Regions from separate parts of the Homo sapiens genome. Here region 1 is linked to region 2. The links are chromatin contacts, found by Hi-C or POLR2A ChIA-PET in ENCODE. All regions are on one chromosome and are shown on one strand. Each heading gives the region's core, a stretch centred on a gene start or an enhancer-like site at or near the end of the contact. The rest is flanking DNA. Distances are from core to core; before and after follow the strand shown. Region 1 holds the start of PLCL2 (phospholipase C like 2). Region 2 has its middle 79 kb from the start of PLCL2UT.

What was found. A loop is a pair of places that touch in the nucleus more often than their neighbours do. ChIA-PET counts read pairs that join two places held with the same protein, here RNA polymerase II (POLR2A). Pooled maps may share reads with other maps.
Region 1: a map of CD14-positive monocyte shows a loop between it and region 2 (3-fold over the local background). The contact joins the promoter of PLCL2 here to the enhancer-like site in region 2. A Hi-C loop is called at or near these places in 2 of 168 maps with a recorded cell type or tissue (CD14-positive monocyte and naive thymus-derived CD4-positive, alpha-beta T cell), 1 of 37 single-sample maps with no recorded cell type and 8 of 50 pooled maps. POLR2A ChIA-PET finds 5 or more read pairs at or near these places in 4 of 52 experiments (BJ, GM12878, activated CD8-positive, alpha-beta T cell and 1 more).

The regions. Positions count from the first base shown.
Region 1 is chr3:16,880,074-16,886,538 of GRCh38, reverse strand. PLCL2 (phospholipase C like 2) reads right to left here and starts at 1,584. Exons shown (of 6, transcript NM_001144382.2): 1 at 1,173-1,584. The coding sequence starts at 1,499. It overlaps LOC105376972 (a long non-coding RNA gene), which reads left to right and starts at 2,197. Exons shown (of 3, transcript XR_002959616.2): 1 at 2,197-2,694; 2 at 2,969-3,133; 3 at 3,275-3,611. RefSeq lists enhancers at 734-1,233, 1,234-1,729, 2,732-3,440 and silencers at 1,222-1,551, 1,762-2,431.
Region 2 is chr3:16,799,858-16,806,288 of GRCh38, reverse strand. No RefSeq gene overlaps it. Among named protein-coding and RNA genes, the nearest start is that of PLCL2UT, 79 kb to the right of the region's middle. Within about 2 kb of position 4,413, at least 2 of the 41 ENCODE cell types and tissues checked have a DNase peak (open chromatin) inside an H3K27ac peak, as active enhancers do; they include CD14-positive monocyte, where a contact is called at or near this core.

The DNA of each region.
Region 1 (6,465 bases), core at 335-2,834, 83 kb before region 2:
GCAAGATGGTATATTTCACTAGATTACTGCATAAGTTGATAACACCATCAGACATTTTCACAGTACTTGGAAGATTTCTGTAGGTCCAATAAAATTTCAGATACCACCACTGCCAACTCTCTTTACTGTGGCACGTTCTGCCCTCCCACCAGTTATCAGCCACAGGAAGGGTGGGTGCAGCCTGTCAATTTGCTTTGCTGCTCCCTGTCCTGATAACTCCTTGATTTTCAGAAAGCAATGTTTTCATTTGCTCCAAACTTGAGCGAGCCGAATGAGCTGGTCTTGCCTAAGGCTCTGCTCTTCTTAGCTCATCAACTATTTTTTTTTGCACTTCATGTCATGAAAAATATTTTTACATTGCGAACCAAAATGTAACATTAGAATGAAACTAACACAAACTCGGGAGTTCCTAATATTACTTCTTGAGTTTAAAATGCTCAAAACAATCGCTGGCTTTCTTCCGCTAACACTGTGCAAGCAAAACCAAGCAAACTGCCCAAAAGAACTTCCACAGTACTCGAGGCCTGCCTACTGCAGCAAGGAAAAAGATTAAATCGTGTGGAACTGTAATCTCTGAGCTTTTGAGCCTAAGAAAGCGGAAATCTGCATTTATGTTCAGAAATCTACTCTATTTTTCTTTGTGACTGAGTGACCGGATATTAGGAGATTTTGCACCCTCGAAGTGTAAACATTTGTAAGAGCCAACTAACTGTATACGGATCAGAAGAACCCTATTAAATAATCTCTGTTCACCCTCTGTTCGCCGCCTGGGATTTTTAAGAAAATGTTCTCACATTTCACATAATCCCTATCTGTGTTTAAGATACAATAGAAATCTTACAGGGAGTCTGTTAACCAGACTAGGCTACACATAAGAGTATGCCCTACCCCGGCAGGTACAAGGCCCTAATGCCAGACCAATCCTGGAAGAGGTGACAGCCCCAAGTTCAACTGAGGATGTCTGAGCACAGCTCCCCCTGCACATTAGGGATCACCTCTCCATTCTTTCCACATGCCATTTGCATCCAATCCCCGCTCAACCACCCCAAGCACCCATGCTCCAGTGGTTCCTGTTAGCAGTGGGCTTCCTCCTTCCACCACCACTCCCCCAGGGAGAAAATAGAATCCAAGGACGGCTGAGGGTGGGCGATGAGCGCCCTTCTCCCACCTACCTTGATGATGCTGCTCCGGCGGGGCAGGCCGCCCGGCTTGCTCTCCCGGGGGAGGGTACAGACGACCGCGCTGGGGGTCGGGGCGAGCGCAACGCCGCGGGGTCCCCTGGTAGGGCTAGCCCGGGCTTCGTCCCCGGACACGCCGAGGCTGCAGTCTCCGTTGGAAACCCCGCCGCTGTCATAGCGCGCCCGCCCGTGGCCGAGGCGACCTCCCCCGCCACCGCCTTCCCCCACTCCGGCTTTCAGGGCGCCCTTGGCGCCGAGGGCCGGGCCCGGGGAGGTGGGCAGGGCCCCGCCGGCGGCGCCCCCCCGGCCGCACTCCGCCATGGGCGCCCCGCGACCCGCCTGCACAAAGCCGCGTCCTCGCGTCCCCGCGTCCCCGCCGCCGCCTCGGGCCGCCGCGCGCGGCCCCTCCTCCTCTCCTCCCGCCGCCGCCTCGGCCGCTTCTTCCGCTTTTTTTTTTTTTTAATTTAGATGTGATGTTTGTTTCGAGCTCTCGCCTTGCGCACGGTTAAAGTCGCGGCGGCAGAATTATCGGAAGATTCCTGCAGGGGAAAGAAGAGAGAGACGAGTCAGCTCCGGCGCCGGCGGAGCCCCGGCTCTCGGCACCTGGGGAAGGAAAACACGCCCCAACACACGCGCCTCTGCGGGCGCCAAAAATAACCCGCGCGGGCCGGGCGCCCACCCCGGGGCAACCCGCGCCCACCTCAGGGGCCCCAGGCACCCACCCCGAGGTAACGGGGCGCCCACGTCAGGGGCTCGGGGCGCGCTTCCCCGGGGCTCAGAGCAACTGGGGTCGGAGCACCCGCCACGCAGGAAAAGGCGCCCACCTCCGGCGAAGGGCGAGGGGAAGTGGCGGCCGCCCCGACACTCTCTGGACACGCGGAGGCGGCTCCCGAGGATCTCCCGGCCCCGGGCGGGCGGGGGGCGACGCGTGGGTCTCTCCGGACCCTAACTCCCCAGAGGCTGCCGCGTGCCGAGCTCTGTCACGTCCCCTCAGAGCCCCGTTAAGGCCCGCGGCGCCGAGAGGAAGCCCACGGCGGGCAGGGGCGGCCGGGTATGACAATCGCCGTGCGGCCCCGGGGCAGCTCCCGGAGGGGGCAGCCCAGACCCACCCCACCCGCCGGCTGCTGTCTCCTCCCGAGCTCGGCGCTGCCCCCTACAGGCCGCGTGGTCCCTCCTCGGTCGCCCCCTGACCCACCATGAGCCGCCTAGCTCCCTGTCGAGATTGCCGCCGTCGCGGCTGCTGTCACCGAGGCCGGGTCATCGGGCCGCGGGGACCTCAAAGCCGAGTGGACGGGAGCCCCAAGTCATTGCCTATCCTTCGCCTCCCCAGAGCTGCTGCAACTGTCAGTCACCCACCCGGAACCCCGAGGGGCAACTACCAAGTAGGCCTCGGGGCCCGGAACAAGGGTCCCGGGGCTCAGGATCTCGGCCGCTGCGCCTCACTCCTGCCCCAGCCCCGCGCACGGAACTCGTTTCCTTCCCACCCAGTTCGGGACACTCCTCTCTGACTTCCCCAGTAGGTCAGACTCATTTCATACACTGGGACCAATTCCTTTCCCTTGGGCTCCTGATTGATTCAACTAGTTGGAAGGATGCTGAGGCAGGGGTGAAGGCTGGGGTGGCTGGCAGGCTATGAGGGGCAGAGGACATCAGCAGAGCCTATTTCGTGCCCTCTGAGTCTCCACACACAGATTTATCATTGAGACCTTCCCGATTCCCCTACCAGGGATGCCGGCTGGCCCTGCCGGCCTGCGGGGCCCAGCCTAAGTCAGGCTCATCTTTTGGGACAGGATCTCACTTGCAGCGCTACAGCCAGTCCCTCTTCTGGTTCTCACGCACCCACTTAAGGCGGAGTGACTGGCCTAAAAGTCCAAGCTGATCGTGTGGCTTCCGTTCGTAAATATCTCCCCTGGATCTCCCTCCCTGGAGCCAGACAAGACTCAAAACTCCGAAGGGTGAGACCCCAGACCTTCCACCGCCACCCCACGCCCCAGGCCTGGGCCCACCCACCTCTCCATCCCAGGCTCCGTGGGCTCCAGCTTCCTACCCTCTCTGGCACCCCAGCCCTTCCCCAACTCGTGTGCTTTCATTTCCAGGAATGCAGTCCCCGCAGGGCGCAAAGGAGAAACTAATAGTCCAGAGGCGGGGTGAACTTAAAGACCTGGCTTTCATTAGCGTGGTGTTGTAACAGACTGCCAAGGAGCCTCTGAGGAAATGGATTTACGTACATATACATACTCGCCCTTGCCCCTGAAGCAACATCAAATACTTTCATGTTATTCTTGGGGGCGTTTTAATTCTTCCGATCCTCTGAATTCGTGTTTTTGTACATCTCTTTCCAACCTGGGCCTACACACTAACAGAAATAGTTTTTTACATCGAAGGACAATGCTTAGTGTTTTATTCAGTCTCAGCTCTTTTCTTTCTTTTTTCTCGTTGTGTTTCAAAATGTTTATTTTTTCTGTCTTGTGATAGTTTTGGAGGAAAAATATTGAAATAATTCAAATCAGGCTCTTAACTCTGCTTTATTAAATTTATAGTCATAGTAGCCTGTGAGTATGCTTCGGGGGAGGAAAAAAGAATGCTGGGGTCTTTATTCTTCAAGTTCTCTAAGTTTGATATTTTGAATAAACACCCAGAGGTGTCTCTGCCTTTTGTGTGTTAGTATCTAATCTTTCCTGCATTTACGAGTCACTAGTAAAATGCTATGAAAGCCATAGATCCCATGGCTCTCACTGTGATTTTCCTGGGCTGAGTAGGGACTTAGTGATGTTTAACCCCCAGTATGCTTTTTATAGAAGCACCAGCTGATTCACCAGTGCCCTCCAAAGTGAGCACCTATCCATCTCACTCTGGACTCCCAACAGGTCATACCAGGGAGCTTCGTTGAAATAGACTTGGCATTTAAATTAAAATGTTTCCCAAAGCATCTTGGCAGACCTGTAACTAATGATGCCAGAGGCCCAAGGCCTGTGCCAGGTTCCCTTTTATTCCCATAAGTGCTTGTCTCCCACAAGCCACTGGTCACACGCCTGCTGATGTTATAGAAGCACTTCTTCATCCCACAAACAGCCCAACTGTAGGTACCCTATCTCAGACATGGTGAAGGGAAGCAGCATGTTCCTCTGACATGTGCGATGCTTGGCTCCCAACAGGCTTTTTATAATAAGCTAAACTCAGATTTTTTCATCACAAATAGCGTAGTAAGTAATTGTTTTTCCTCATTCCTGCTTGTCTCTCTGCAGTCACTAAGTGGTTGCTGTCCATTCCTCATATTCCACAAGCAATATTATTGAAGAAATTGTAAATATTTTGCCAAAATTCTTGCTGAAGTGTTTTCATGGCATTGTGAAATTCGTAGTAGTTGGAGTTAGAAAAAGAGCCAAAATATCATAGTCATTCCTCAGCGAATATTGTCTAATGGTTCCCTCAGATTACATTTCAGAGCAGGGCAATAAAAGATAGGCAAGACATTAATAAAATGCCCATTCTAAATAGCTCCATGATGCTTATGCCAATTTATTTTGTCTGTATGCAAACGGTTGGATTCTGGTGAGTAACCTGCTCATATTTAAAGTAGATACCTTTAAAATCTCATTCTATCATGCCAGCAATACAAGGCTTTATCTCTTTTAAATTTTCTTCGTATTTCAATCCATCTCAGATTTTAATCATTGTCACTCTTCATCAAACTGTCTTCTATTTGCATCATCAATTTAATGCCCAGAACTTGAACTATTCAGACTCCCTGTTCCATAAGAACCTTCCTTCAGTCTCAAAAATAACACTGACTCAGTTTACTGACTTCTTGCCATCATTTATACCCTCGTAGGTTATGAATTCATATCTAGTTTCCAGTTCACAGGCTCCAATATTAGGACTCTCCAACTTTTTTTCTGATTCAGTGAGTACTTGGCCTTCAGATTATTTTCTTCCTTAATGTATTATGACAATTTTCATTTCCCAAACCTCAATCACATGTTATTTCCTCTATTTCTCCAAAGATGCAGTTCAACCTCTGAGCCTTCATAGTCAACTGCTGTTCATATGCTTAACATAAATGCTAACTAGAGCAGAAAGTAGATGACCAAAATGCTTTAAGGAAATAGTAGATTATATCAATGTACTAGTCCACACTGGCAACTCATTTGCTTCCTGAGTCAATCCAAGGGGTTGATTTTAATCTATTATGCTCCTACAGCTTAAATTATATTTATTTTATCATGATCCTCAACAACAAGAAATATGTAGCGATTGATTGCCTTTTTTCCTGAGCAGTAATGTGGCAAGTTAGACCTGCCAAAAGCTTTCATTTCCATATTTTCCTCTCTTCTGACACAAAAGATCCTTCACCCATTTTCCTTGGATCCATCTTCCACAAGTGTATATGGCTGCCAAGAAGTTAGGCACTCAGGGAATTACAGCTATGCTTTTCAGCCACTGAGGAGCTACTTTGCGAGTTCATTAAGTTTTTTCAGTGGCTATTGGTAGCACTTTGAGGGAATCTATTAATCAATGGGAATTTGATAAGATCATTCTATCAGCAAAAGGATACAATATGATAGACTAATATGAGTCCCTCAATTAGTGTAATAACTGTTACTTATTACACTGGTTTTATAAATGCTGTCTCATGTATATGATTGTATGTCTACCACCATTTTATTACAGGAGTCATTGCAAACTCAGATGTGTCTGGGGGCCAGGTAGGTAATGTAATGAGTGAAGTTGGAGGGATTTGTTTCATAATAGCATCATAATTCTTGTTTTTCCAACAACGATATACTTTGCATATCAGAGTAATACTCTTCCTGATTCACTTCTGGCTTTCTAATTTTGATAGGGCCTTGATACAAGAAATATTTCACTTTCCTCTTAACTCTAAAAAAGATGTGTGAGCATACTGATAAATAGCAACTGACACCCAGCCAGGTGTAGTATGGCAACACAGAATGTTAGACTCAGGTACTCTGGTGAGAAATCTTTTGGCTACCTTGAGGGAATCTTGGCTCAGTGCTGCCAAGACCATCTTGTTTTTCTAGAGAAGCCAAAAATCTGGAACATAAAACTTGTTATTTAGTTAGTTAGTTCATTCTCTTAAGGGAAGGACATCCACAAATTGAGGTCTTCACGTATTGTTTTTTATGAAGTCTACAGAGAGACCTATTTTTTTCCTATCCCACCTCCAAACCGCATGATAAGCAAAGTTTAGCAAATGCCTTCCAAAGTCTGCATTTCTTTGGGTCTTGTCAATCTGTTTTTTATTGACAGGTTTATTTTCATGAGT
Region 2 (6,431 bases), core at 3,164-5,663:
GCCACTCCAAAACTTAGTGGCTCAAAACAGTAAGAACCCGTCATTTCTTATGATAGTGAATTGTGACTGGGTAGTTTCTCTGCTGGTCTTACCTGGGCTCACTATGGAAGGTTAGCTAGGCTCTGGACGTCTCTCTCTGTGTGGTCTTTCATCTGGCCTTCATCATCATATAGTGGCCACAGGGCAGGGTTCCAAATGAGAACAGGCAGAAGCTGCACAAACTCTTGAAGTCTGGGCTCTAGAATCTGCACAATATAACTTCCACCACATTCTATTGGTCAAAGCAAGTCACAGGGCCAGCTCAGTTTGAAGAGAGTATAGACTCCACCTTTGGATGGAGGAGCAGCAAAGTCACATTGCAAAGGTCTATGCATACCGCTATGGGATACTTTGTGTCCATGACATAATCCACCACAATTCCCTCACCTCGCCTCATGCACACCTTCTTGGACTGTGCTTTCCCAATCTTCCACTTTCACTTCACAAATCTTTCAGTCGTTGCATAAAGTAAAAATAATGTTGTCACACAGCCAATGACTGCTGGAGAATCATGCAATAAGTCAGCGAACAAAGAGCTTGTGTCCAATGTAAGGTAGACACTCAAATCTAGGGACAGATTCAGAAAGAGCCATTTTCCAAAAAAGAAGCTAACAAGAACCCGCATGTCATGATCTTTTGTCCCTGAAGTAATTAATCCAAATGTAGGGCTTTGGAGTTGTTTTACTTATGGTTATCTCAATCCTACAGCCAGATTTCCTCAATCCTGGCATGTGGCAGCCATGGGGATGAGCCACTCACATTTCCCTCAAGAGAGAACCTGTTGGGATGATGACTGTTAGCTGATGGCCTTCATCTGCCACACCCCTGGAAATCACTTGTGTCCTCTTGGTGGCCACAGTGTCTTCAGGCTGCCCCAGGCAATGATTGAGCATGGTGAAGATACCAGGTTTGGGACACTTCTGTTCTAGGGCTCTGCATTGGCCTGACTGAGATTTTCTCACAGCTGCACTCTTCATGTCTTAAATAAGAAATGCTTTCCTTCCCCCAAGGTCCAAAAATATTGATCTATACTTTCTCTTCATAATTTTAAAGTTTTGCTTTGATTATTAAAGACTTTCATTTGTCTGGAGCAATTCCAGGGTATGGTGTGAGGTAGGAGTCCAGTTTCACTTCTATCCATATGGATGAGCACATTTTTAGCTCCACTTAACATACAGTCCCTCCTCTCCCAACTGCCAAGCCGCCTCTACCATCTATCAGAGTTCCATGTATACATAGGTCTGTTTGGGAACACTGCCTTATGCTCCATTGGTCACTTTCTCTACTGCTGTGCCAGTTCAGCACTGTCTTCCTTCCAGTAGCTTCATAATAACTTGGGTTATCCATAAGGTAAGCCTCTCCCCAGTCTTCTTCAGAAATGCTTTCACTCTGTCCCCTCACTCTTCCAGACACATTTTAGAGTCAGCTTCTAGTTCTATGAAAAATCCTGTTGATGTTTTGCTTGGTATCATTGAATTTAGAGGTCAATTTGAGGAGATTTAGCTTTTTAAAATTTCTTTCATTCTGTTTTCCTTGCTCCTTTGACTAAATGCCTGGCTGCCTATATTGCTCTGCATCCAGATGTGGAGGAGCCAATGGCTCCTTATAAAGGTCTTCAATTACTAATTTCTGTTTTTCAGCCTTCTTCCTTACTCTGAATCAGTCCCAGAGATCAATTATCCTCTTTGCTACACCTTAGAGGTAATTTTTATTTTCTCATTGTATTAATCAGGGTTCTCTAGAGGGACAGAATTAATGGAATATATATGGAGTTTATTAAGTATTAACTCATATGATCACAAGGTCCCACAATAGGCCATCTGCAGGCTGAGGAGCAAGAAGAGTCAGTCCGAGTTCCAAAAAAAGAAGAACTTGGAGTCTGATGTTCGAGGGCAGGAAGCATCCAGCACAGGAGAAAGACGTAGGCTGAGAGGCTAGGCCGGTCTAACCTTTTCATGTTTTCCTGCCTGTTTTTTGCTGGCAGCTGATTAGATGGTGCCCATCCAGATTAAGGGTGGGTCTGCCTTCCCCAGCCCACTGACTCAAATGTTAATCTCCCCTTTCGCAACAACCTCACAGACACACCCAGGATTAATACTTTGCATCCTTCAATCCAATCAAGTTGACACTTGGTATTAACCATCATACTTGTTTATATCTTTAAAATTTTTCTATGATCAATAAGCATTATCATTGCAATAAAATGAACAAACAAAATGGTTATCTTGTTCCCTTAGTGCTAAATTCAAGTCCAGCAGTCAACTTTCTTAATAACTTCAACCCCAACAGGATCAGTGTATACCCAGCCAGTGCGCTCCCAGATCAATGGCAGACATTGGTAATCCAATCACACACATTTACCTCATGTACCATGTCATCAGAATCTTTCTCAACACAGCCACACAGACTGCCACTGCAAGTTGTGAGGAAAACATTTTTGCCATCCAGAACACAATGATCATTCACTCTTCCTCCTAGATCTATATTCTACAAATAATTCTAAAGGAGTCAGTTCAGGGTGCTGGAAAGAGCACTGCACATAGAACCAGATGCTCTAGTGTACAGGTCTGGCTCTGCCACACTCTAATAGAAGATTTTTTTCATGGGACAGACAGCCACTTCCCTCATCCTCAAGCTTCCTCTGCTGTGAAATCTGGAGGTCGACCTAAGGGCTCTATCTGCTGTAGCACCTGATGTGATTCTAAATTTCATTTTTTCCCCAGGCACTTAACGCAGGCAAGAAAACAAACAATGATAATAATGCCCCATATCAAGGGCCTCCTCTGTGTTAAGCATTGTGCTAAGCACTTTACCTGGATTATCATTCCATTTACTGCTCGTAATATTACATGATCGTACTGTTCTCCCCATTTTACAGATGAAAAAATTTAGAATTAGAGAAGGAAAGTACCTTGTCTGAGACCATCCAGCAAGTCAATGGATACAGATGTGAGCCGATATCTGACTATAGCAACTGCTGCCCATGCTCTGCCCACACCCCACATCTTTCCACTGCCTTCTGTTGCAAGCATCTGCCACGCTCCACTTGAGGGCTTTCTCTCACCCCAGTGAGGCAGGCCATTAGTCTCAGAAGCAGAGGAAGTTAATGCCCCTGGAAACAGCTCTCATATAATGACAGATGAGAGTTGGAGGATACATACCCCATCTCCCTTGCCTCTTGGTTGGGATGACTCTGAGGCTTATTTTTCCCCTTCCTTGTCTTGCTTCCTCTCTTCCCCTCCTTTGCTTCCTGGGACCATCTCTCCCCAAAATTTCTTGTACTCAGATTCTTCTTGCTGGGTATTTTTTCCTGGAACTTAAACCAAGACAACCTTGCACCATGCTAGGCTGCCATGAAAATTAGACAATAGTGTTCTAGAAAAATACATCAAAAAATTCGTTTTTCAGCTTCTACTGCATTCCCTTTGAGTTTGGAGCATAGAATCCAGTTATATCAGAGTCTGTATCCCTTGAGAGAGAAGAGTTAGGGACACTTGGGGTTTGTAGAGCTATAAAGGCCACGAGGCCTTAGAAAGTGGACCCCTGTGTTCTTGTTCTGCCTTCAGCCACTTCCCCACTCTGTGCTCACAGACAAGTATGGAAACTTGAATACCTACTTCTTCATTTGTAAACAGAAAGCTCTATGATTCTGACTCAGATTTTAGATCTTGAGCTCAAGATAATCCAGCACAGATTGGCTGATCTATAGTTAAGGCTGGAATGCATCACTTTATGCAGCTGACAACTTTGCATAATGGAAATAAAGACCCAGACACTGGCATGCAGGAAAAGGTGAAAACACAACGCTAAACAAGGAAATAAGATCGACAGAGATAAAGTGCTGGGCAGTCAGTCCTAGGTGAAAATGTTAATTGTAATGCAGCCTTTTGGAGAAAAATGGAATGTAAATCTCTCAAAATACAATGTGTCCAGAGCTAAATATGCAGCCATTATGATGATTTTCCAAGAACTGTCATATTCAATTGTAGCGCTGAGATGTTTCTTTTCAGCTACACAACGCTTTTACACAATTAATAATCTCTTTTTAGAATCAATATTATTTTTTAGTGGCAGAGGCATTACTGAATGCCATGTCCTCCAGCCCTGTCTTCGTGGTGGTTGTTTGTGGGACCAACTGTAATAATTCTTGTGATTTTATTCAAGGAATTTGGGAAGAGAAAAAGATTCCTCGTAGAGCTTGAAAACAAAGCAAAGAAATCATCCCATGTGACTTTCTCCCCTGAAGTTCTCTGTGACTCCCTGTCTGCCATCAAGCTTGGGCTTCGATGTTAATTTTTCCATCTGCTTTGGCTGCAGGTAATTTGGAGACACTGACGTCATCAGACCATCTGTTCAGTAAAACCACAGCGATGCTTTCCTCCTGAGTTGTTTATGCCTTGACAGCTACTTTGGGCTATTTTCAATATACTCAAAGCAGAGACTAAATTGTGGTCCAAACAGTCCCTTAGCATTGCATCTAAGTGTAAAAATTAAAGTTAATTATTTTTGTAATTGTAACAAAAAAATCAGATGCACACCGAGTTATGGAAACTACTGGTTAATCTCAAGACAAAGGAAAGCAGATAGTTTGCATCATGATTTTTTTCTTCCTGATGCCTTCTGACAGCCTCAGTTTGTCTAGTCTGACCATTCCAGTTATGCCTAGGGCCTGACACAGGATAGTGCCAAATAAATTTTGTAGGATGAATGACTGGTATTTCCTTTATCTAAGGCACTCTTGAATATAATCCATTTATATATATTCTTTCCAGTCAGCTGTCCTCCTGTGCCCAGGAAGAACTGGGAGTTAACTTTCACTTCCTCTTTAAGAGGAACTTGAGAGGGCTGCAGAGGAAATGGAGATTTCATCACTTCAAAATCTGTAGAGACCACATTACACGTTTTGGAGGGTCAGTACTGCCTCTAGAATAGAGTGGATTTTTTTTAAATTCCTACAATGTGAAACTGATAGCAAATATTAAACCAAAAGCAAAATGGATTTGGATTTTAATGCAAATCATGAAGACTGGATGTACTTCTTCAAATAAATCTTAACAGCAACAACATAATTTTAAATAAATAATTTTAATGTAAATCATGAAGACTAGATGTACTTCTTAAAATAAATCTTAAGAGAGACAACTTATAATTGACCTATATGAACATCATGTCTCAAGTGATTTTAAATTATAGTACTTTATGTGTGCTATGTTGCACAAGTATCCTGAGATCCCCTTGCATTGCCTGAATGCCAATTTTCATTTTCATATTTAAGAAAGAATATTCTTAAATTCATTTCTTATTTCTTGCTCCATTCTTATCCCTTCCTCCTTCTCTTCCTCACTACCTTCCCACACTAATTCATGCCTAAGTCTTGTTGAGTTTGCCTTCTAAAAATAGTTCTTGATTCCTCTCATTTTTATTTTCTTTCCTAGCATTATCTTAGATCAAGTTACATTCATCTCTCATCTGGAGGTCTCTGGTCTTTAAACATCCACTCTTGTCCTCTCTAATTTGTTTCCTACAAGTTACAATGTAAATTTGATCATACTATCCTCCTAAAGACCTTTAATGACATACCATTGTTTTTAGAGTGAAGATCACAATCCCTAATAAGCCCTCCAAGGCTGTGCAACATTGTCCCCTGACTGCATAGGGGACGTTTACATTCCTTCACATTGCTTCACATTCCTTCCTCCTCTGTACTTCAGATACTATGGAATTTTGTTTGCTTGTTTGTTTCTAGTCCTTCCAACAGGCCGGCTCCCTCTTGCCACAGGTCCTTCGCACATGATGTTTATTCTTCCTGGTCACTCTTCCCCTGGTTAAAGCCTACCTATTTTTCAGATCTCAATTCTTTTTAAGTTTCTCTTTAAAACTAATCTTCTAGACCAAGCCTGGTCCCTCTGCCTGCTTTCACCTTCTTTCTTGGTAACAGAAGCCCCAGTTTTTAACAGGGCACATGACTTAAAAGCCCCTATTACAGCTAAGTGTGGAGGTGTGACTAAACTACAGCCAAAGATTTGTAAGTGGAAGTGGTGTGTTCATTTTCCAGGACATGCCTTTCATTATACCTTTCTCCTTCCTCTGGCTGGAATACATGATGGCTGGAGACTAAGCCATTATCTTGGACCATGAAGTGGAAGCCACATGCTGGGGATAAGGAACAACAAGACAGAAGGAACCTGAGTCACTAACACTGTGGGACACAGTATCAACACTGGTCTACCTACAGTGACATGACAGAGAAGTAACCTTCTATCTTGTGTAACTCATCTTCATTTTAGTTTATTTCAACTTGTATCTGAATCTAATTCAAACTTATGCAGTGTGATTAATATGTCTCCCCCACCAAACCATAAGCTGGATGAGGGCAGGGACCATGTCTGGAT